Linked DNA regions of Mus musculus: region 1 is linked to region 2. A link is a loop called in an ENCODE intact Hi-C map of the cell type or tissue named here. Cell type or tissue: heart. All regions are shown on one strand. Links, peaks and the distances in the headings refer to the core of each region. The heading gives the core; the rest is flanking DNA.

Region 1 (12,972 bases), core at 4,513-9,512, 270 kb after region 2:
TAACTCAAGTCAATGGCCTTTCTCTACACAAAGGACAAACAGGCTGAGAAAGAAATTAGGGAAACAACACCCTTCTCAATAGTCACAAATAATATAAAATACCTTGGCATGACTCTAACTAAGGAAGTAAAAGATCTGTATAAGAACTTCAAGTCTCTGAAGAAAGAAATTAAAGAAGATCTCAGAAGATGGAAAGATCTCCCATGCTCATGGATTGGCAGGATCAATATAGTAAAAATGGCTATCTTGCCAAAAGCAATCTACAGATTCAATGCAATCCCCATCAAAATTCCAACTCATTTTTCTTCAACGAATTAGAAAGTGCAATCTTCAAATTCATCTGGAATAACAAAAAACCTAGGATAACAAAAAGTCTTCTCAAGGATAAAAGAACCTCTGGTGGAATCACCATGCCTGACCTAAAGCTTTACTACAGAGCAATTGTGATAAAAACTGCATGGTACTGGTATAGAGACAGACAAGTAGACCAATGGAATAGAATTGAAGACCCAGAAATGAACCCACACACCTATGGTCACTTGATCTTCGATAAGGGAGCTAAAACCATCCAGTGGAAGAAAGACAGCATTTTCAACAAATGGTGCTGGCACAACTGGCGGTTATCATGCAGAAGAATGTGAATCAATCCATTCCTATCTCCTTGTACTAAGGTCAAATCTAAGTGGATCAAGGAACTTCACATAAAACCAGAGACACTGAAACTTATAGCGGAGAAAGTGGGGAAAAGCCTTGAAGATATGGGCACAGGGGGAAAATTTCTGAACAGAACAGCAATGGCTTGTGCTGTAAGATCGAGAATTGACAAATGGGACCTAATGAAACTCCAAAGTTTCTGCAAGGCAAAAGACACCGTCAATAAGACAAAAAGACCACCAACAGATTGGGAAAGGATCTTTACCTATCCTAAATCAGATAGGGGACTAATATCCAATATATATAAAGAACTCAAGAAGGTGGACTCCAGAAAATCAAATAACCCCATTAAAAAATGGGGCTCAGAGCTAAACAAAGAATTCTCACCTGAGGAATACCGAATGTCTGAGAAGCACCCTAAAAAATGTTCAGCATCCTTAATCATCAGGGAAATGCAAATCAAAACAACCCTGAGATTCAACCTCATACCAGATGTTCCTCAACAGAGGAATGGATACAGAAAATGTGGTACATTTACACAATGGAGTACTACTCAGCTAAAAAAACAATGAATTTATGAAATTCCTAGGCAAATGGATGGACCTAGAGGGCATCATCCTGAGTGAGGTAACCCAATCACAAAGGAACTCACACAACATGTACTCACTGATAAGTGGATATTAGCCCAGAAACTTAGGATACACAAGATATAAGATACAATTTGTGAAACACATGAAACTTAAGAAGAACGAAGACCAAAGTGCGGACACTTTGCCCCTTGTTAGAATTGGGAACAAAACACCCATGGAAGGAGTTACAGAGACAAAGTTTGGAGCTGTGTCAAAAGGATGGACCATCTAGAGACTGCAATACCCAGGGATCCATCCCATAATCAGCCTCCAAATGCTGACACCATTGCATACACTAGCAAGATTTTGCTGAAAGGACCCAGATATAGCTGTCTCTTGTGAGGCTATGCTGGGGCCTAACAAACACAGAAGTGGATGCTCACAGTCAGCTATTGGATGGATCACAGGGCCCCCTATGGAGGAGCTAGAGAAAGTACCCAAGGAGCTGAAGGGGTATACAACCTTATAGGTGGAACAACAATATGAACTTACCAGTAGCCCCAGAGCTCGTGTCTCTAGCTGCATATGTATCAGAAGATGGCCTAGATGGCAATCATTGGGAAGAGATGCCCCTTGGTCTTGCAAACTTTATATGCCCCAGTACAGGGGAATGCCAGGGCCAAGAAGTGGGAGTGGGTGGGTGGGGGGAAAAGCATGGAGGACTTTTGGGATAGCATTGGAAATGTAAATGAAGAAAATACCTAATAAAAAAAATAGACAGGGGGCTCAGAACTGAACAAAGAATTCTCACCTGAGGAATAACGAATGGCAGAGAAGCACCTGAAAAAATGTTCAGCATCCTTAATCATCAGGGAAATGCAAATCAAAACAACCCTGAGATTCCATCTCACACCAGTCAGAATGGCTAAGATCAAAAATTCAGGTGACAGCAGATGCTGGCGTGGATGTGGAGAAAGAGGAACACTCCTCCATTGTTGGTGGGATTGCAGGCTTGTACAACCACTCTGGAAATCAGTCTGGCGGTTCCTCAGAAAATTGGACATAGTACTACCAGAGGATCCAGCAATACCTCTCCTGGGCATATATCCAGAAGATGCCCCAACTGGTAAGAAGGACACATGCTCCACTATGTTCATAGCAGCCTTATTTATAATAGCCAGAAGCTGGAAAGAACCCAGATGCCCCTCAACAGAGGAATGGATACAGAAAATGTGGTACATCTACACAATGGAGTACTACTCAGCTATTAAAAAGAATGAATTTATGAAATTCCTAGGCAAATGGATGGACCTGGAGGGCATCATCCTGAGTGAGGTAACACATTCACAAAGGAACTCATACAATATGTACTCACTGATAAGTGGATATTAGCCCAAAACCTAGGACACCCAAGATATAAAGTACAATTTCCTATACACATGAAACTCAAGAAAAATGAAGACTGAAGTGTGGATACTATGCCCCTCCTTAGAATTGGGAACAAAACACCCTTGGAAGGAGTTACAGAGACAAAGTTTGGAGCTGAGATGAAAGGATGAACCATGTAGAGACTGCCATATCCAGGGATCCATCCCATAATCAGCTTCCAAACGCTGACACCATTGCATACACTAGCAAGATTTTGCTGAAAGGACCCAGATATAGCTCTCTCTTGTGAGACTAGGCCGGGGCCTAGCAAACACAGAAGTGGATGCTCACAGTCAGCTAATGGATGGATCACAGGGCTCCCAATGGAGGAGCTAGAGAAAGTACCCAAGGAGCTAAAGGGATCTGCAACCCTATAGGTGGAACAACATTATGAACTAACCAGTATCCCGGAGCTCTTGACTCTAGCTGCATATGTGTCAAAAGATGGCCTAGTCGGCCATCACTGGAAAGAGAGGCCCATTGGACTTGCAAACTTTATATGCCCCAGTACAGGGGAACGCCAGGGCCAAAAAGGGGGAGTGGGTGGGTAGGGGAGTGGGTGGGTGGGTATGGGGGACTTTTGGTATAGCATTGGAAATGTAAATGAGCTAAATACCTAATAAAAAATGGAAAAAAAAATAGACAGTTACCTGGGAGTTCCTTGTTTACTCCATGTGACCAAATATGAATGAGGGAATCCCTTTTTTGAACAGGAAACCCAAATTTAAAAGAGTGTTCTATCAGTCATTTACAAAATCAGTCTAAGGAAAACAAAAACACGGTCATAGCTGCTGTGTAGATAGGCGCATCTATCTACCTTTCTTTCTTTCTTTCTTTCTGTCTGTCTGTCTGTCTGTCTTTCTTTCTCCCTTCCGTCTTTTCTTTTCTTTTCTTTTCTTTTCTTTTCTTTTCTTTTTTAGAATTTTTCTGAGACAGGGTTTCTATGTATAGTCCTGGCTGTCCTGGAACTCAGAGATCCACCTGCCTCTGCCTCCCAAGTGCTGGGATTGAAGCCATGCACCACCACTGCCTGCGAAGGCACAGATTTCAAACAGACATAAGATAACCTTTTGTGACATCACTTCAAAACAACAAATCAACTAACCTTTAAGGTCTTATTATGACGCTGAAGTTCCCTGCAAAGAGATTCCAGTTTGCTTCTTGCCAAGATGGCCTTGCTGTGTTCACTCTGAAGGTGAACTTTCTCTTTCACAATCTGGGCTTGCTTCTTCTGCAGAATCTTCATTTGTTTCTGAACATTCCTGCTTTCTTCCAGCTAAAATGAACAAGTACTTTTTTTTACATTCAGAAAGCATAGTGAAAGCCCTCATTCCCTCAGTGAAGGCTAGAACACTCAGTTACCACTATGTGATTTTCTTTTCTTTTTTTAAGACAGAGTCTTGCCATGTAGCCTGGTTGGCCTACAATCCTCAATCCTCCCCTCAACCTTCGGGTGGAATTACAAAGGATTCAATACCTGCCCCCCCCCACCTCTCACACACCCACACACAAGTCTTAAAAAAAATAACTGGCTCATCACCCAGAGAGAGGGACCTGTAAAAATGTGAGCATCAGGAACATTTCATTCAATCAGGATGAACATTCAGATGGCATGGCATCAGACTGTAATCACAGCACTCAGGAGGCTACAGCAGGAGGATTGTCACTATTTCAAGGTCAGTCTAGAGCTATATGAGTACGATGGCCTGCCTGGGTTATAATATTAGCCCCTATCTTTACATACAAAACAAAACAAGCCAACTACTAAGCTAGAGAGCAGGCTTAAGCAGAGAACCAGAGTTCAGATCCCAGGAGAAGTCTGTAACTGCAGCTCTAGGAGATCTGATGCCCTCTTCTAGCCTCTTTAGATAATGCATTTATATGCACATCACCCCAACCCAGTGGTAGAATACTTGCCTCCCACAAGTAACACTTGGGGTGAGGATCCCATCCTTAGCATGACTACAGGGCGGCAGGGAGAGCCCAATACTGCACTGTATAACTGTATTCCAACTGTTTCATGCTATTGAAACCACTGACCTCCTCCCTGTTCTAGTTGTAAAGGAAGTAAGCAATTTAGTGTGGAAGGAAGACAAGACCTTAATCTTTCTTCAGCCCCCAAGATATACATCTTCAGAACAACTTTTAATTATTCACATTCGACTTTAATATCCAAATTTTGTACAACTATTATCAGGCCACAAGTTGCCCAAGAGTACAGAGTGAGATGGAGATTAGAATCTTGAAACCTTCCACATTGACCTGGGGACCTTGATTTGTCACCTTTGCCTGACTTCAGAGATTAATTATAGCTATTCCTGATTTCAAGTCAGTGATTCATGGGCAATTTAGGCTTTTCATTTTCCAGTTGTAATCTATTTCTTTTCTTTTTTTTTTTGTTTTTTTCAAGACAGGGTTTTTCTGTATAGCCCTGGCTGTCCTGGAACTCACTTTGTAGACCAGGCTGGCCTCAAACTCAGAAATCCGCCTGCCTCTGCCTCCCAAATGCTGGAACTAAAGGCATGCGCCACCATGCCTGTCTGTAATCCATTTCTTCTGTCAGAGTTTCATCTTTTGAGTTTAACCCTTTGCAAAATGTGCTAACCCCTATCCTGGCCAGAACTGGTAAGGCCAATATCTCTTGAATTTCTGTTTGTTAGTTAGCTGTCTATAGACTACTTCCTAGCTATTAAGAGCTGCTGAAGGGCTGGAGAGATGGCTCAGAGGTTAAGAGCACCGACTGCTCTTCTAGAGGTCCTGAGTTCAATTCTCAGCAACCACACAATCACATGGTGGTCCACAACCATCTGTAGTGGAATCTGATGCCCTCCTCTGGTGTGTCTGAAGACAGCTATAGTGTACTTGTATACATAAAATAAATAAATCTTTAAAAAAAAAAAACGCCTTTAATCCCAGCACTCGGGAGGCAGAGGCAGGCGGATTTCTGAGTTGGAGGCCAGCCTGGTCTACAAAGTGAGCTCCAGGACAGCCAGGGCTATACAGAGAAACCCTGTCTTGAAAAACCAAAAAAAAAAAAAAAAAACAAGTTGCTGAAACCCAAACATAAAATACAGGATTACTGGGACTAAAGAGAAGGCTCAGTCATTAAGATCACTGGCTATTCCTCTAGGGGACCTGGGTGCAATTCTTGGCATCCACATGATTCTCATAATCTTCTGTAACTCCCTGGTTCAATTTCTAGCATGTAGAAGCAGCTTACAACAGTCTGTAACTCTATCTACTTCCAGGGAGTCCAACACCCTCTTCTGGTCTCCGAACACCAGCACACATATGGTACACAGGAATACTTGTAGACAAAATACCCACATACATAAAATAAAAACACTGTAATTAAAAAATGGGATTACCGGGCTGGTGAGATGGCTCAGTGGGTAAGAGCACCCGACTGCTCTTCCAAAGGTCTCGAGTTCAAGTCCCAGCAACCACATGGTGGCTCACAACCATCCGTAATGAGATCTGACTCCCTCAAGACAGCTACAGTGTACTTACATATAATAAATAAATAAATCTAAAAAAAATGGGATTACTGTGCTTTTGTCTTTATTTTTATTATAAAAGAAGCTGATGTTGTGTTAACAAGATCAGATGGCTTATGGGGAAGCTTGCCATACAAACCTTATGGCTTGAGTTCAAATCCCCAGAACTCACTCTGAAAAGTTGTACCCTGTCCTCTGACATCCACACGCACACTGTGGCACTCAAGTGTCAGCACTCTCACACACACAAACACACACATACATACATATAAAAGCTGGAATTAATGTGTATGTTATTTAGAAATTAATACTCAACTTTATTTTTCTAAAAATACTCACAGACCACTGAACTAAATATAGAACTTTTTTTTTAACTAACTAGGACTCAGGAATCCTGCAATTTTAGGTTAGAAGCAAATGAATCCCTTTCAAGGTAACATCTATACTAACAGATAAGATGGCTACCTTCCTAACCTTTCTGAACAGCTTTTACTGAAGACATTGATGTGGAGTCACAAAGAGCAAGAGTGCCACCTTGTGGCCCATCAAAACCCACCAAAAGTATCACTGCAGGATATGGTAGGTCAAGTCTGCAATCCCAATACTTGGGAAGGTCATAAAGGCAAGATCAGGGGGTCAAGGTCATACCTGACAATGAGTTCCAGAGTGACCTTGGATAAATAAGGCTGTCTGTAAAAGACCAAACCAACCAAACAAAAACTTTCCAAACTATTTACAGGCACTACTTGTAGGAATTCGAATTCCTATGGGAAGAATTGCTGCTTTGGCATATGTGAAGTGTGGACTAGGCATGGTACTACAACTTGAGAAGCTGAAGTCAGACTGAACTACTGCAACTATCCCTGCTCCAGGGTTCCCACAATCCTGTGCTCACTAATCCTTTGCTGCCCCTTTTATGTTATTTCATCTGTATAGTCCTAAAATTCTTAAAAAGCAAACACCCTTTTGTTTTTCATTGTTGTGACTTTAGGATGGACTAGTACAACCAAGGAATTGGTATTACTTTAATAATTTCCATAATTTACACTACATTAATTAAGTAGCTACATTGTGACTCCAGGATGTCAGATTCTAGATTATATTGCTACAACTCATCAATATTGTTGAGGTTTTATTTGGGACACTGTGGGCCACAGGCTTTGTCATATAAAAAGGTTATTCTATGCTTCTCTCAGAGTCACATGGAGATAAAACTGGAAAAAGGCTCCTATGGACTTCATTTTAACAATTTGAAGGTAAGAAGTGGGGACCTTCAGGTTGAAAATTTGGGGAGGCAGGCAGGTAGGTATAATGCCACAAGCCAAGAAGGGCCCAGGTAGACAGAGATTCTTCTGGGAGAGATTTAGTTGTTTCAACTGGCTCCAACTGAGAAGGGGGAAAGAACAGACAAAAGAAGCTAGCCAGGAACAAAAGAGCTCAGAGTTAGTCCCAGCACAGAGGGTTCTTCAGGACCAGCTCCACATATAACACACTGTACATGTAGTACAGCACATCTCAGATGGAACCCACATCTACGTTGGCAGTATTCATGGCAATGTCATAGTAACCGAGATTCTAGCGGCTAGTTAGCTTCATGTCTAGCAGAGACACTGACAAATGAATCAGAAGTGCATCCCACACATCAGCCTGTATTCTTCCTCTGTGGAAATCTCTGATTGCTTCTTGCACTCACCATAGTACAAAAGACATGCTCCATGTCTGGTCAAATATGTATAGGTTTATGTATAGGTTTTGGAAAGTATCAGAATTACTGAGTGCCAATGACAAGATACCCCCCATTTTCTATCTATCTATCTATCTATCTATCTATCTATCTATCTATCTATCTATCTATCTTATGTAAGTGCACTGTAGCTGTCTTCAGACACTCCAGAAGAGAGCATCAGATTTCGTTATGGATGGTTGTGAGCCACCATGTGGTTGCTGGGATTTGAACTCAGGACCTTTGGAAGAGCAGTCTGCACTCTTAACCACTGAGCCATCTCACGAGCCCCCGTTACCCCCCCATTTTCAAAGCTTGCCATGTTTTTGTTGGTTTTTTTGTTGTTTTGTTTTGAGCAGAGTCTTAGTATGTAGCCCAGGCTGACCTCAAACTCAGAGACCCACCTGCCTGCCAAGTGCTGGGATTAAAGGTATATGCTGCCACACCAGCCATTGTGTATTTTTGGAATGCATTAAAAAAAACCCACTCTTAACTAGGTGTGGTGGTGCAAGCCTTTAGACCCAGGACTCAGAAGGCAGAAGACGACAGAGGACTGAATTTGAGGGCAATCTGGCCTATAAAATGAGTTCCAGGATAGCCAGGGCTACACAGAGAAACCAAACTGTCTTGTAACCAACTCCCCCCCCCCATCCCCCCAAAAGAAAGAAAAAACAAAAAAGAAACCCAGGGCTAGAAAGATGGCTCAGTGGTTGAGAGCACTGGCTGCTCTTCCAGAGGTTCTGAGTTCAAATTCCGGCAACCACGTGGTAGCTCACAACCATCTGGAATAAAATCTGATGCTCTCTTCTGGTGTGTCTGAAGACAGCTACAGAGTTCTCATATAAGTAAATATTTTTTAAAATTTTAAAAAATAAAAAGAGAGAGAGAAACCCACTATTACTTGTGGGCAGTTCAGAAAAAAACAGGTTTTAGTTGGATTTAGCCCACAGGGTACATAATACGTGTATTTTCCTGGTATACACATAAATGAAATTCTCCAAGGTACTGGCTTCTAGATGTTCAATTCATATGATATTACTAAACTTTTTCCAGAGTTGCTGGCAAATCTGTATACCCAACAGCACTGTACACAAGTTCTGTTCCCAACACCCATGTAGAGAAGCTTAAAACTGCCTATAATTCCAGCTCCAGAGGATCTGAACCCTCCTTCTGGCTTCTGAATATGAATGCGCAAAGACTCACAGATACATATGTAATTAACAGTAATTTCTTTAAAAAGTGGGAAATACAGAGAAACCTTATCTCGAAAAAAACCAACACTGAAAATAAAAAAAAAAAGTGGGAAATAAAGACAAGAGACCATGCAAATCTACTCTTTTTAAGTATATGAAGATTTTTTTTTTTTTTGGCTTTTCAAGACAGGGTTTCTCTGTGTAGCCCCAGCTGTCCTGGAACTCACTCTGTAGACCAGGCTGGCCTCGAACTCAGAAATCCGCCTGCCTCTGCCTCCCGAGTGCTGGGATGAAAGGCGTGCGCCACCACGCCCTGCAAAGATTATATTTCTTAATTTATGCCACATAAAAGATATAAAATGGACCAGGCATGTGGGTTCGTTAGGTGAGTCAGTGGTTAAGAACACTGGCTACTCTTCTAGAGGTCCTGAGTTCAATTCCCAGCAACTACAAAGTGGCTCATGACCATCTATAAAGTATCTGATACCCTCTTCTGGCATGTAGGTGTATATGCAGACAGAGCATTCCTATATTTAAATAAATAAAATTTCAAGAAGATTTTGTAGTTGTACCAGTGCTACCTTGTGAGCCAGCCTGGTGGTGATGGTGTAAGCCTTTAATCCCAGTACTCAGGAGGCAAAGGTAAGTAAGTGCAAGTCCGTGAGTACATGGCAAGCTTGATCTACACAGCCACGATCTACATAGAGAAACTTTCCAGGAAAGCCAGGGCTACATAGAGAAACACTGTCTCAAAAACAAACAAAACAACAACAACAAAGGACCAGGCATGATGGTCCAATCCTTTACTCCCAGCACTCAGGAGGCAGTGGCAAACACTGGTGATCCTTGCTGAATTCCAGGACAGCCAGGGCTACAGAGTGAAAGCCAGTCTTTAAGAGAGAGGGATGGAAAATGACATCTCATTGTGATCTTCTTTTCTGACCACTACATGAAGTTAATACCTCTCTCTATCTATCTTTATGGGTCGTTAGGGCAAGTTATCTCTGGTTTTCTACTTCTATGGAATGCCTCTTTCCTATCTTCTGCCCTGTTTTCCACTGGTTGGTTGTTCCTTTCATATTTGTAGATATTATTTTATTTTTCCATATTATTATTATTCTCTTGTGCTAGGAATTGAATCTAAGACCTTGTATATACATATAAGACAAATGCTCTGACTGAGATATATATACATCCCCAGTCCTAGGTGTTCTTTCATGGGTATCTTTTAAAAATGTTATGTGTGTGGGCATCTTGCCTGCATGTGTACCACATTTATGGTACTTTCCTAGTCCAAAGGCCAGAGAGGGTATCAGATCCCCTGGAACTGGAATTATAGTAGGTTGTTAGCTGCCATGTGGGTGCTGGGACTCTAATCCTGAGTCTTTTGGACAAGTAGCTAGGCACTCTTAACCACTAAACCATGTCTAGCCCCCTTCACATATTCTTGATACTAAATCTACCTGTGTTGAAAAGGTCCCAGGCTTGTAATGTTATCTTTCAAGGTACTTTGAATCCCTATTTTCCTGGTATACACTCAATCTGGGGCTGGCACATGCTAGGCAAGCATATTACCACTGAGATATATCTCTAGCCCTTTTTTATTTTAAAGCAGGGTCTCTCTCACTAAATTGCCCATATAGCCCTCGAACTAGTAATGTTCTTGCCTCGGCCTCCTCAATAGCTTGCATTATAGGCCCGCACTAACAGGTCCCAGTGTTTAAGGTATTTACTGGAGGCACATATTGATTTGCACAATTTGTATTTCTTTGCTTACTTATTGCATGTCTATGTACCGTGATATGACTGTGGAGTTAGGAGATAGCTCACACCTTCTCCCATGTGAGTCCTAGGCACCCAGCCCAGGTCATCAGGCTTGGCAGTACCTTTACCAACTAGCCTTTTTTTTTAAGATTTATTTCTTGTATATTTACATGATTACACTGTAGCTGTCTTCAGACACACCAGGAGAGGGCACTGCATCTCATTACAGATTGTTGTGAGCTACCATGTGGTTGCTGAGACTTGAACTCAGGACCTCTGGAAGAGCAGCAGAGACTACGTAACCATCTCTCCAGCCCCTAACTCAGTCATCTTGCTGGCCCACTGTTTTTTGTTGTTTGTTTTGTTTTGTTAAGATAAAGTCTTGTTGTATAGCCCAACTGACCTCAAACTCATAGAAATCCTCTGGCCTCAGCCCCCCAAGTGTTGGAATTACAAATGTGAACTGCCATACCTAGATTTGTTTTTTGTTTTCTGTTTTGTTTTTGTTTTTGTTTTTGGAGACAGGGTTTCTCTGTGTAGCCCTGGCTGTCCTGGCACTCACTTTGTAGACCGGCTATGTAGATGATTTGTATAAATGCTTTTAAAACTATTTAATTAGCCAGGCAGTGGTGGTGCATGCCTTTAATCCCAGCACTTGGACCTCCTGATACTAGAACTGGAGTTCCAGGTGGTTGTGAGAGACCTGTATTGAGATTCCAAGCCATGTCCTCTGCCAGATCAGTACACATTCTACTGTTGAGCTCAACTTGTCCATTTTGATAATGCTTTTCATGGCCTAAGAAACCCATCCCAAAGGTACTCAGTGGGTAAGATTGCTTTTCTGGACAAGCTTGAGTATATGAGTTCAAATCCCCAGTACCCATATAAAAAGCCAGGCATAGTTACATAAATACCTGTTATCCCTGTGTCATTTGAGGGAGGGGTGTGTGCTATGAGGATCACTAGTTCCAGCTTTAGTAAAAAAAAAAAACCCTTTCAAGACAGTAAGATGGAGCTGGAGGGATGGCTCAGGGCACTGGCTGCTCTTCCAGAGGTCCTGAGTTCAATTCCCAGCATCCACATGGTGGCTCACAACCATCTGTAATGGGATCCATTGCCATCTCCTGGCCAGCAGGCATACATGTAAGCAGACTATATGCATAATAAATAAATCTTTTAAAAAAGTAAGATAGAAAGACCCAATGTCCTTCCACTAACTTTTGTCATGCCCCCCACACATAAGGGGGAAGGTCAAGAGCCTTTACCACTTACTATCTCAACAAATGGGTTACAGAAGGAGTTGTCCAAGGCCAGCTTAGTCCATATAGTAAGTGACACAACAACCAAGGCTACATAAGACTCTATCTCAAAAATAACAAAAACAAAAGAAAAATAGATCTTTTCTTCCAAAGTTAGGAAAATATTTAACTACTAACAAATCTAAATACTATCTCAAAGATTTTTTTTTTAAACAAGGTCTTATATCCCAGGCTGGCTGGTCTCAAACTGCCTATGACACTATGACATTGAACTGCTGCTAAGCTTGCCTTTTGCCCCTGGGATTACAAGCGTGCACCAAACCATTATTTTATGCAGTGCTGGGGATGGAACCCAGAGCTTCATGCATACAGGTGTACTATAGGCACATGGCACACACCACATGGGAACACGCACGCAAACATATTCTTTCTCTTTCTCTCTTCTTCCCTCTCCCTCTCTCTCCATAAATAAAATAAACAACTCCTAACACTGAATTTTAGAAAAATCTATGCTAGCCAGGTACAATGGCACAAGCTTAATTTTAACTATTAAGACTCAGGCAGGGGGGTTGGAGAGTTGGATTAGCGGTTAAGAGCATTGACTGCTCTTCCAGAGGTCCTTAGTTCAATTCCCAGCAACCACATGATGACTCACAACCATCTGTAATGGGATCTGGTGCACTCTTCTGGTGTGTGTCTAAAGACAGTTACTCATATAAATAAAAACAAATAAATCTTTAAAAAAAAAAAAAGGCCGGGCGTGGTGGCGCACGCCTTTAATCCCAGAACTGGGGAGGCAGAGGCAGGTGGATTTCTGAGTTCGAGGCCAGCCTGGTCTACAAAGTGAGTCCAGGACAGCCAGGACTACACAGAGAAACCCTGTCT
Region 2 (12,972 bases), core at 4,331-9,330:
TTAGGCATTCAGAAAATATAGCTAAGGTTTATGATGTATGATAAAGGCCTTACCTGCTTGCAAGTACTCTGGCTGCAGAGTTGGAGGCAGGCCCTCTGGCAGTGGGTAGCCGTTCTTCCGGGCTACGATGAGATGGAATGCAGCACAAAACTCGGACAAGGTCAGGGCTCCATCACAGTCAGCATCACTGAGTTCCCTAGAAGATGAAAGATGTCATGAGTTGCCTGTCATGCAGCATCAGCCTCAAGCACGCACACACAGTTCCCAGATTCCTGCCCATGGCCTGTGATAATCTTAAAGTTTCCCAGGCAAACCCATGTGAAATCCCAGGGGCCAATGAGAGGGGGGAAAAAAGCTGATTTGTGGCAGTACCATCAGTGGCACTTTGTAAATGAAAGTGGAAATTCTTCTGGCTCTCTGATAGGTCTGGTTTTTTTTTTCAACACTAAGACAAGGCATAGGAAACTCTAGTGAGAAAAAAAAATGATGCTTGGGTTTTTGCAGTTACCTGACAGTTGCTCGATAAGCGCAGGCTGTGTGGTGTGAAGAGTGCTGGACTTGATGCTGGAAATGAGCCAAGGGAGGGCAGAGCCAGCCACTAAGTTCATTCAGACTACAGACATAGGCACTTCTCTCTCTCTTTTTTTTTAATTTTAAGGGAAAATGGTTTGAAGCAGTGTGCATTTTGGTAGCAAGTTAGTCTCTACATGAGAATTTTTTCTTAGAAAGCCGGGCATAGTGGTATATACCTGTAAGCCCAGCACTTAGGAAGCAAAGGCAGGCCGGTCAGGAGTTCAAGACTAGTCTTAGCTACATAGCAATTTCTAGCCTGAGGTACATGGGACCCTGTTTTAAAATATGGACACAGAGATGGGATGAGCAAAAGGAGAAAGAGGGAGGAGACAGAAGAGGAGAGGGGAACAGAGAAGACGAGAGTATATAGGAATACAAAGAGGTTCAAGAAATACTGGTTGCATCATAGTTTAATATAAAAGTAGTAACTAGTAAAAGGCTGGTACTGGAAAAGAGAAACCTGAAGAAAGGGAGTCTTAAAAAGGCATGTCTCTGCTTCAGTCACCATCTTTCACTAAAAAACACAGGCCTATTCATTGAACACAAAAGAAGCCTATTTGCTAAAAGAACTAAGGTCCCTTAAGCACCAACATCTCTGTGGTATACAGACACAAGCAGACTTGTATTAGAACAAGTGTAGAAATGACTCATGTAAAAGTGTACTAAAAAGATACTGCTATTGGGGGAAAAAAATCTCTAAGGGAAGGTCTATAACTTTGCGTTGGACCATTTGCATCCTCCTATTCCCCAGGAGACTGCTGCTCTCATTCAGAATGCAGCAGCCCTGAAACAGCTGCTCCCCAGGGTGAGGCATCTGGGAACTGCGTCAGATGCCGGATGGAGAGTATGCCATTTAGCCTTCATGCATTTGTCTCTACAAAATGACAGGAAGCCTCACAGGGTAATGTTAAGGCTGGGAGTTCTGCCAAAGCAGACGCTATTCTTTTCAAAATGGTCATTTTTTTTCCTACCCTTAAAATCTAACATAAGACTTGTTGAAAAAAAAAAAAAGACAAACTATATATGCCAAAAAACGTAAATCCAGCTCAAAATCCCAGCTACACTGGCAAGCACGATATACCAGGAATAGTTTTTCAATAAGATCAACAATATATGGTATGTGATTCTAAATTCTAAATTCTAAATTCTATCATAATTTTGTAATGCCTCATGAAAAACTCTTTACATAAATATTCCAATGTTTTAATATATATTTACGATAGCATGATCCACAAAGGCAGGAGTTTATGGTGCTGAGCATTTTCAGACATGCAAAGAGAACCATCTGGACCATGGCAACGCAGTCCTCCTGGAGCTCCAAGTGTGGCAGGCCTCAGCAGCAAGGCAGAGCCGGCACTGCAGCTGCACTGGCTGAATTGGGGCCCAGCTGTGAAACACCTGCCAACTTTACAAAGTTCACAGGCTTCTAGAATAGACAAATTTAACTTCGTTCCAGAATGTTCTTGGACCTTCTGTTCACCCTACCTTATAAAATATTATGAAGAATGGCTTTTCAAGGTCCCCTGGCTCCTTGCCTCACACTAAGTTAAAAATATGAAAATAAAACGTATGACAGATTGTCTCACATGTGCACAACTGCCTAGACTGAAATCAGGATGGGAAAAAAATAAAAGTAGGGAATTCCTTTTCTTATGTGTAGATGCACGTGCATGTCTGTGTGCACCACATGAATACAGTGCCCTGGGAGGCCAGAAAGGGTGTTGAGTCCCACGGAGCTGGAATTACAGGCAGTCAGGAGTGCTATGTGGGTGGGAAGAACCAAAACCACCCCTCTAGAAGAGCAGCCATCTCGCTAGCCTGCAGAAATTACTTTTAAACTAGTAGCTAACACGTAGGGCTCCCTATGCAGGTCTGATACTGCTCATTGTGATTTTCATAGGGTAATTTATTTAATCTTCATAGCAACAAAAACCTGAGTTCTATTCTCTCTCAATCAGTTTTAAAAATCATCCAGAAAATAAACTTCTCAGGACTGGGAGTGGGGCCCAGCAGGGGAACACTTATCTGGTGTGTGTGAGGCCCTAGGTTCAAACCTTAACACCACCAAAAACAAAACCAAAAATCGAAACTTACTTGAGAGGCTGAGGCATGGCACTTGCTGCAAGTCTGAGGCTAGCCTGAGCTACACAGACAGTGAGTTACAGGTCATTCTAGACTACAGAGTAAAACTCTCTCTCAAAGCAAACAAAAATTACATCTTAAAAAATCAAAACAGCGAAAAGATGAGTCTATGATCACACTTGGCAACAAACATACTCACCAGATATAAGAGAGTTCTGGAATGGAGAGCTTTGATTTGGTGAAGAAGTTCTTGGCCACAGACCCTGTCAAGAGCCATGATTTAAGTCAGCATTACTTGTCTGAAGCAGCTTGGATGTGCAAGCGAATTGTCATGTTTTGCTTTAACGATCTCTACCACATAACCACAAACACTTTTATTCCTCAAGCAACAACAATTACAAGGACTTTCATAAAAGCAGCATGTGGCTTGCCTAGCACATCTGAGGGCCAAAGATTAGTTCTTCTTGTTGCAAAAATGAGAAAAGTACAAATAAAAGGGATATAGAATATGTAAAAAGAAAAAGATGCAATGACAAAATGCTCATGACAAATACAAATAAGATAAACTCCTGCTGTGTTTACCAAAACTGCACATTTTCATTAAAAATGCCTAAGAAAACATTCAAAATTACTTAAGTAAATGAGAATATGTTGAGTTTTATACTTAGAGAATGGAAAAGCAATGTAGAGGCATGGAAAAATGGTAAGTGGAACGAGAAAAATTGTATCATTAACCCTTCCAAAATATTGAGAAATAGTTTTGACAAAATCTGAGATTTCCCGGCAGTGATGGCACATGCCTTTAATCCCAGCACTTGGAAGGCAGAGGCAGGCAAATCTCTGAGTTTGAGGCCAGCTTGGTCTACAGAGTGAGTTCTAGGACAGCCAGGGCTACACAGAGAAACCCTGTCTCAAAAAAAAAATTCTAAGATTTCTTGGTGGCACTTTGAACAATGTAGCCAGAACTTTTGTCAGTTGAAATTCAGCAATCATCCCATTGTCCCAGCTGCACTTGAAATGCTAGCCTTCACTGACATTTTTCTTGCTTTCATGCTCCCAAAGGTTCCACAATTCAAAAGCCTCATTTCCAACATAAGAGAGCATTAAAGCCCCAAATTTTGTTCTAAGATAAGTCAAAAGACTCCCAGCGCAATTAGAAGTGCTCTAATTGGCTTTAAAAACAGTAAGAATAGGTGGGAATTTAGTTGGTAGATACTTGATTGCCATCTGCAAAGCCCCAACACTACATAAACAAACAGAAAAATCAGGCCAGGAATGGCCTGCACACCTTTAATCCCTGCACTTGACTAACAGAGGAAGGCAGGTCTCTGTGAGTTTGAAGCTAGCCTGACCTACATAGCAAGTTCTAGACCAGCAGGGGTTACATAGTGAAACACTGTCTTCAAAATAAAATTTAAAAAGGGTTATAATGGATCCTAAAGCAACACTCAACTTTCTTTTGATAAATTATTAAAATTCAAAAGCAAAGTATCAATAACCCAGTGAGCCTTCTCCCTAAATGTATTCTGTCAATAATGCTATCACATGACTCTTGGCTACCAATGCAACCGACCACCTTGTGAAACACCTGACATACAAAACTTGTTGGCTCATTTACCAGCTATCCTATAGCAACCAAGATATAAAGGCATTCTCTTCTCCTATCAGTCTGTCGTCTGCTGGATCCATCCTCTTCAAAGAACAGTAGCTGATGCTGGCTTTCATACTGGAGACTATTGTACCATAGAGTCTCAAAAAAGTTAGGTGGAAGGCATTGGGAAGCTGACAGCTATCAAATTCAGCTGTGTCCCAGATGTCACCAGCTAAAGAAGGAGCAGAGGAGAAAGCCTGAGTCCTGTCTCCTTTGAGTGCACCATGTGAGAAGTCCTCATTTTCACTCCACCTCCTCCACTAAGCCACAAGAAAAAGAGACTCCATTTATATATCCATATAAAGAATATATATTCATATAAAGAATGTTTATAAGAATGTACAGCAGTGGCCTAGGTCTGCGAGGTGGAGAAGACAGGAGGAGGGAGTCACTGCTACTAAGTGGGTGGATTATAGAGGGGTGATAGAAAGGTTCTGAACTTAGGTTATGAATCTTGTCTGTAAATGAACTAAAACTGCTGACTGCACAGTTCAAATGGTAATATTTATGGTATATGAATTATATTTCAACTAAGTTATTTATTTTAAAAGACATCAACTAATGCCATTCATGAACTTCTTCATTGTAATCAAACTAAACATTTTTTAAAATTTTATGAGACAGATAATTCTGAACAATGAAGAAAGACTTGATTGTGTTAAAGAATATGTGATTTTTTTTCTCACATGTATCAGTGAGTTCTGGTTATGTTTTTCTAAGACACCCAAAGATATATTCTGAAATATTTTTCAAATCAAATGGTCTGGCAATGGTATTTCAAGATCATCCTTGCTGAGAGGGAATATAGAGAAAACTGCCAGCACTTGTCCGTGGGGATTTTTTATAGCTGTAAGTCAAGTTGAATCTACACTTGAAATTCTGCAAAAATAAAAAGGTTGAAAGACATTTTCAAAACACCTCAAACGATTTATCCATATTTGGCTAAATATGTGCATATATTGCGAAAAGAATCAGATGAGCAAGAGTATGGAATCTGGATTTCTGTTCATATATTCTAAATCATGATGGTAAAACTCCTTTGTTATTTCTAGACTATTCTACCTTCCATAAGGTCATTTATTACTAATCACCAAAATGATGTTTGCCTTTACATATATAAGAATATATCAATTATATACCTTATTTCACAGAAAATTAGTCTTAATCCATGCTTGACTGTTAGCTTAGAATGATCAAACCCACAGATATTCTTTACATCTGAAGGGTAAGAAGTTGTTTTATCCTTTTTTCTTCCAGACTCTAGGATTTCACTGTTTGTTCAGCCTGGTAAAATGAAGGCACATGGGAACTAAATCAATTCCTCTCAGTTTGAATGTTACATGAGGGCACAACAGGAATGCAGACATCTGAAGATAATCTAGAACTGATATTGAGAAGGTGCTGGCCAGTCTTCCTTTCATATCTCAATTTCAAGAACCATGAAAGAAAGGCTTAAGCCAAAGAAAATGAGCATGAGCTTAAACTTCTGGGAGCATAAAACCTAAGGGGACCTCTGCCGGAAGGAAGGAGGACAGGCAGGAAGGCAGGTTACACTTTGTCTTTGTTCTGGCTCTAATATAATGAGTAAGCAATTGAAGGTGTCCCATGGCACTGTCATCTACTGTTCCACGTGCTTTAGCTGATAAGGTGCAGGATCTAGACTACGTTCCCCCAAATTCACATTTACCCTTCTGCAATAGCAGTGTAATTTTCCCCACATCATTACCATTTTTTTTTCTGCATGACTTATATTTGATAAGAAGTTGTACCTTAGAGGAATACAAATTGGAATCAAAGAAGGTTATAATATTCATTTTGTATTTCTCAAGATGTTCTGTAGTTATTCACATGGGCCCCACGTTCCAGGACACCATGTTCTCTCACCTGAAATGAAGGAACTCGGGTCTGGCTGGAGGGACCGAAACTGATTGACGTAGTACTCCCGCTGTTCTTCAGTTATCCTCCAGGGCTCATCTGGGTAATTACTGTTGTTCTCCTGCGGTTCTCTCTCCACTGAAAAGGACTTTAAAAAAGAAAGTGCTCACAGAACGTGCCTGTCATGAGATGAGGTGTAAGACTTAAACACCAATGAATGTTATTTTGTATTTTTAAAATTTTCTCCTGAAAGGAATAAACATAACTGTCTCATAAAAAGAATTTAACCAAAACATAAACTATAATATAAAGGAGACAGCAAGCTTCATGGTTTTTTCTATCTTCAAAGTTAACAGGAACATGAATTACTGAACAGGTAAAGAATGATGACAGGTTTTAAGGCCACCATTCTTCTCTTCAACTATTCATCACATCTGACCCTCTTAGATTGGCTAAGTGGTTAATAATAAAATTTTCACATGTATATGTATGGCATGTTGGGGGGCAAAGATGATATAAGGAGTCTTCTTCAATTTATCACACCTTATGTATTGAAACAGAGTTTCTCAACTGAAGGTTTCACTCTGTTAAGTCTACTGTAGTTAGCCAGCTTGACCCCTGACTCCACATTCCAAGCACTAGAATTATAGGTAGGCTACCATGCCCAGTGGACATTAAGCAGATTCTAGAGACCTGATCTTGGTCTTCACATTTGCATAACAAGTGCTTTATTTGCTGAGCCATCTCCTTAGCCTCAGATTCTCTTCTGCGCTTCACAGAACATATGGCAACACTATAACTGCATAATCTTTTAGTTTCATATATTTTCTTTGTTTCTTTGTTTGTTTGTTTGTTTGTTTGTTTGTTTTTGAGACTGAATCTCATACTGTAGCCCAGGATTGCCTAGAACTCACTATATAGCCAAAGTTAGGTTCAGATTTAATGATTTCTGCTCCTTAGTGCTGGGATTATTGATGTGAGCTATCATAACTGTGTTGCTCTTCTTCTCCTGTTGCATTTACATTGTATAAATTCAGGAGTCAAAATTTCCAAGCCCAATCCAAGTCCCTGGGTCCTAAGTCAGTATCGCTGAATCTACCCTTCACATATATGAGTTGGGACTGTTTACTAAGTACAAAGCTGAGCAATGAGAACCACTGCCATCAGCAGGGTAACAAAGGGGTGCACCAAACCTGCCACTAGAGGGCAGGCAGGCATGCCAAATTTGAAGATTTAAGAGCTCAGAAGCCCAGAACGCAATGCAGGAGCAAATAAAAGCTAGTCTAGGCTTTCAGAACAGACACAAAATGGAAGTGCTGAGAGAAACATCTGGGGCTTTGCTCCATCTTTCCCATCCACCTTAAAACCATGTATTTTTACCATGGGCCATGTCCATGGAACCAAGAGGTGGTCACAAAGAAGGCAAAAGGAAACGAGTAAAGACAAGACAGGTATCGCTGCACAGAAGTCTTCATGCTAAATGTTGATCTGCTGCATCGCCTGCTACTAATGGAAAGCCCTGCTCCCTGGGAGTGCATTATTTCTCTCCTGGGAAAGAGGCCTCCCAACCTAGTCCCTCTTCATTCTAGCCCATGGTTGCTCCTTCTCCAAGCTCATAATTGGAGACATTTTGAGAAATTGAGAAATTTGAGAAAAAAAATCTATTAATCTTGCAGCTACTTTCTTTCCTATTTATATTACTTCATGCCTGAGTAGCGTGAGTCACTTTTTAATAGGTCTTGGTCTATTCTACCTGGCCATCAGGACTCTTGCAGTCCATGCTACTCTTTGCTGACTTGGTAGGTTTGTAATTCCCCAAGTGCTCACGTCTTACAGACCAAACTCAGGTCTTCTTCCCAGGAAACTCTTCTTCTGGTGCCAGCCTGATGAAATCCTTCCCCTTCTTACATCCTTCTGCTCCAAAGTGCCCTTTCCATATTTCTACCATATGTACATCCATGCCTACACACATAACTGAGGTCACTTCCTGCCCCAACACAGTCTGTTACAAAGGTAAGCAGCAGCTAAGTGTGGCTGTGTGGATGAATGACATGACTCATACCTGCTATCATCTGGCTACACGGAAACAACAGTAATTGGGCTCATAACACACTGGCCTCTGAGATGCTTTGGCATTTGTACTGGCTAGTTTTGTGTCAACTTGACACAGCTGCAGTTATCACAGAAAAAGGAGCTTCAGTTGGGAAAATGCCTCCATGAGATCCAACTATAAGGCATTTTCTCAATTAGTGATCAAGGGGAAAAGGCCCCTTGTGGGTGGGACCATCTCTGAGCTGGTAGTCTTGGGTTCTATAAGAGAGCAGGCTGAGCAAGCCAGGGGAAGCAAGCCAGTAAAGACTATCCCTCCATGGCCTCTGCATCAGCTCCTGCTTCCTAACCTGTTTGAGTTCCAGTCCTGACTTCGTTGGTGATAAACAGCAGTATGGAATTGTAAGCTGAATAAACCCTTTCCTCTCCAACTTGCTTCTTGGTCATGATGTTTGTGCAGGAATAGAAACCCTGACTAAGACAAATTGGTACCAGCATAGTGGGGTATTCCTGTGACAACCTGACCATGTGTTGAGGAGGACTGTGGAAGGACTTTGGAACTTTGGGCTTGAAGATCCATTTGTTGTTAAGAACTCTGTCAGATGTTGTGTAGGAGCTTATGATAATGTTGAGAACAGTGCAGAAGATGGAGGCCTGGCTTGTGAAATTTCAGAGGGAAGATTAAAGACTCTTTTCAGGGCCATTGCTGTTTTGATTGTGAAGATTCTGTAGTTCTGGTTAGCGGGGGCTGAAGAATCAGCTGTGATTAACAAGATACCAGAACTACTAAAGCAAAATCTTAGGATTACTGGGACTATTGATGCTGATTAGCTATAGCTAAGAAATTAGCGGTGATTAAGAAGAGACCAGCATCATTGAGGTGACATCTTCTGGGAAGTGTTTTCTGAGAGCACAGAGGCTGTATTCCAGAGATAGCCAAGGTTGTACCTTGTGCTGCAGTGGGACTTCGTAATGTGTAAGAGTCACCCAGGTGGTACTGGATTTGAAGGCATGCAGAGCAGCTGAGGCTCGGCACTGTGAGAGGCCATGGAAGGCCATTGGTGAAGGTACAGCCTCAGTTGAAGTTGATGGCCCAGGACTGAAGGGGGTCATGCAGCATTTTGGAGATGCCAGTACCATGAGATGACCACCAAGAACAGCAGCAGCAGTGCAGTACAGGCAGCTGGAGTCTAGAAGACAAGCCGTGTGCTATAAAGGACAGGACTGGAGAAGTGACCCAAGCCCTTGGAGGAGCCCAGAAGATCGTGAGTTGGATCCCAGACATTGGACAGTTGGAGTTTAATTTTTGCTTTTGATTGTGACTGTGCCCTGATATTTTTCCCTCTTGAAGGAAGAAAATATTTTAGTGGATCCCACAGTTAAGAGACTTTTAATTGTAAAAAAGACTTTGGATTTTAAAAGATACTGGACATTTTAAAGGGATTGACTTTTAATGTGTAAAGACTGTGGGACTTTTAAAGTTATTTAGATCTTGGGGATGAATAAGAAATTAAGGGTTGAGGCTTACTAGTGATGTGTTTGTGTGTCAAGTTGACAAGGGGTCAATTGTACTGGCTAGTTTTGTGTCAACTTGACACAGCTGCAGTTATCACAGAAAAAGGAGTTTCAGTTGAGGAAATGCCTCCATGAGATCCAACTCTAAGGCATTTTCTCAATTAGTGATCAAGGGGAAAAGGCCCCTTGTGGGTGGGACCATCTCTGGGCTGGTAGTCTTGGGTTCTATAAGAGATCAGGCTGAGCAAGCCAGGGGAAGCAAGCCAGTAAAGACTATCCCTCCATGTCCTCTGCATCAGCTCCTGCTTCCTAACCTGTTTGAGTTCCAGTCCTGACTTCGTTGGTGATAAACAGCAGTATGGAATTGTAAGCTGAATAAACCCTTTCCTCTCCAACTTGCTTCTTGGTCATGATGTTTGTGCAGGAATAGAAACCCTGACTAAGACAGGCATTGAGGATGGACCATCTAGAGACTGCCATACCCGGGGATCCATCCCATAATCAGCCTCCCAACGCTGACACCATTGCATACACTAGCAAGATTTTGCTGAAAGGACCCAGATAGAGCTGTCTCTCTCTTGTGAGGTTATGCCGGGGCCTAGCAAACACAGAAGTGGAGGCTCACAGTCAGCTATTGGATGGATCATAGGGCCCCCAATGGAGGAGCTAGAGAAAGTACCTAAGGAGCTAAAGGAGTCTGCAACCCTATAGGTGGAACAACAATATGAACTAACCAGTACCCACCAGAGCTCGTGTCTCTAGCTGCATATGTATCAGAAGATGGCCTAGTCGGCCATCATTGGAAAGAGAGGCCCATTGGTCTTGCAAACTTTATATGCCTCAGTACAGGGGAATGCTAGGGCCAAGAAGTGGGAGTGGGTGGTTACGGGAGTAGGGGGGAGAGTATGGGGGACTTCTGGGATAGCATTTGAAATGTAAATGAAGAAAATACCTTTAAAAAGAAAAGAAGTAGTTTTAAATAAAAAAAAAAGAAGATGCATGTTCTTAGAAGAACAACCTTTGTCAGATTAAAGATATGAATAATACAAATACAAATCAACAAACAGAGAAAGCAAAACCTGAATAGATACACAGCCAGGCCATGAGTCAGAACAAGGGCCAGGTGCAACTTAAGCTATGAAGCAGCAAGAAGAGTCTGTGAGATTAGGACAGAACCGATATAGAGAAAGGAGTAGGGTGCATGCCTATAATCCATGCATCCAGGAGGCTGACGTAGGGGATCATGAGTTCAAGGCCAAGCTAGGCTACATAGAGAATTCAAGTTCTACACAGTAATACAGTGTCTCCAAAAAAAAAAAAAAAAAAAAAAAAAAAAAAAAAAAAAAAAGAGGAAGTGGCCAACTCCTAGAAGCAGCCCATTTTGGGTCACATAAACACTTCCAGTGCAGCACAGACCTGGGTGGAGTTGCCTCAGTCTGGCCCAGGTGAAAAGCAGAGCTCATAGTTAACAAAGTATATCTAGAAGAGGGTAGGAACCCCAGATAATATTCAACGGGATGATAAAATATTCAGACTCCAAGTCACAGAGGGATCACCTCACTGAAATGTGAAGACAAGGAAGAACAGTTACAACCATTTGAGCAACTGAAGCCAGAGACAAATGTGGCTTACAGGTAAGAAGAGTTTGGAGAGAAATGAAAGAGAACAAAACCCTCACACAGCCATCAGCACAGAAGACCCGCTCCAGAACTGAAATTGTAATTCAGAGCCTCTTCGTCAGTATCTAAGGACCATCTTACTGCAGGACCCAAATACATGGAACCACCACCTCTGAGGTAACCCCCAAATCAGTCAAAGTTATGAATAAAGTAACTTGAAACAAGTAACATTCTGTCATGAATAAAGACTTGAAAGTTCAGTCACCTATAAGAAATTAGCAGAGACCAAGGGCACTGAGAAATAGGAGTAAGCATTTTATGGAGACTCAGCTACTCAAGCAGAAGCCAGAACCAGGAAAGGCTCTTCCTTCAAGTACATCCTAATGAGCCTGCCTGTTCAACCCCAGCTCCACTGGTTTTGTTGGCTGGGCAGAGATATTTGCTACTTGATGCCAATTTTGAGTTTTGCCAGTAGTTTGAAGGAAAAAAAGACAAGAAAAAAAGAAAGAAAAACCAGGGTGATGGTACATTTTGGATCTAGAGGTAGATCCAAATGGACCAGGAGTTTAAAACAAGCCTTGGCTGCATAGTGAGTTAGAGGTTGGCCTGAGCTACATGAAACTCTGTGTTCAAAAAGAAAAACAAAAAACCTGAGGAGAAGGAACATTCTTCCACATCTGTCTACACAATCTACAAACATATGGCACATTATACGGTTTCTCCAGACCCAGGAGAATTATATTTGCTTATATTCAAAACATTCAATTCCTTGATTTTGTTTCAAATGAAATGCAAATATTTGGTGCTTCAAGTTATTGTCTCCAGGGAAAACATGCTGTTTGTAATGAAAGAGCCATCAAAAGACTTATTAAAAATAATACTATTCATAAAATACCCCAAAATGAAATTTACCCTCAAAGTACCTTTAAAAAAAATCACAAAAAGGTGAACAATATGAATTACAAAGAAATATTGTCTGGTAGAATGTTAAAAGGGTGTGTATATCCTGTTTTATCCATAGAACATTTCTGCTTACAAAATAAGACTACTCTGGAGGTCTCCTATACATGCTGCTGACTTAAGAGTTTAGCCATTCCACCAATGAAGGGAGAGAGATTTTAGACTAAAGTTCCTTTGTAGCCTTAGCAGAAACAGTACAAAAACTACTTTTTGCCATTATTTTCAAAAGTAATTTAGGGCTCAAATTTCACCATCTTAGGTTAATGTTAAACTGCAGAAATCTTTCTGACCCTACTGTACAGTATGCAGTTGCTAGCTCTAAAGACAATGTAAAGTTCACAGCAATGACTAGTCTGGCAAGATATGCCTACTGATGTAGATTTTATCAAAATACATTATGTGCATATATGAAATTCTCAAACAAAAGAAAGCTATCCCCACAAACATAAGTGAATGTTTGGTAATGTGTATTTACCACTCTGCTAAATGGTAGACAGTATAAGTAACTAATGTATCAATTCTCATCCTTGTAATAATGCTACAAAGTAGGACCCATTATTTCCAATTTGGAGAACAGGAAACTGGGGATTAGGTAAATGAAGTAGTTTACCAAAACCACAGGCCTAGAAATAAGAGACAGAACACGAA

What was found. A loop is a pair of places that touch in the nucleus more often than their neighbours do. Peaks named below come from ENCODE experiments on the same cell type or tissue, not always from the same donor. Only the 100,000 strongest peaks of a DNase experiment are listed, where the experiment ranks them.
Region 1: it touches region 2 in a loop (9-fold over the local background); 3 of 42 quality-filtered maps call a loop at or near these places.

Annotation. Positions count from the first base shown.
Region 1 is chrX:162,793,884-162,806,855 of GRCm38, forward strand. It overlaps Txlng (taxilin gamma), which reads right to left. Exons shown (of 10, transcript NM_178935.5): 4 at 3,757-3,927. Among named protein-coding and RNA genes, the nearest start is that of Txlng, 29 kb to the right of the region's middle. In heart, for the core only: a CTCF peak has its summit at 6,682 (motif pointing left); no DNase peak of the experiment used is centred there.
Region 2 is chrX:162,520,068-162,533,039 of GRCm38, forward strand. Reps2 (RALBP1 associated Eps domain containing protein 2) reads right to left here. Exons shown (of 18, transcript NM_178256.4): 6 at 6,191-6,329; 7 at 2,855-2,918; 8 at 54-196. Among named protein-coding and RNA genes, the nearest start is that of Reps2, 120 kb to the right of the region's middle. In heart, for the core only: a CTCF peak has its summit at 7,379 (motif pointing right); no DNase peak of the experiment used is centred there.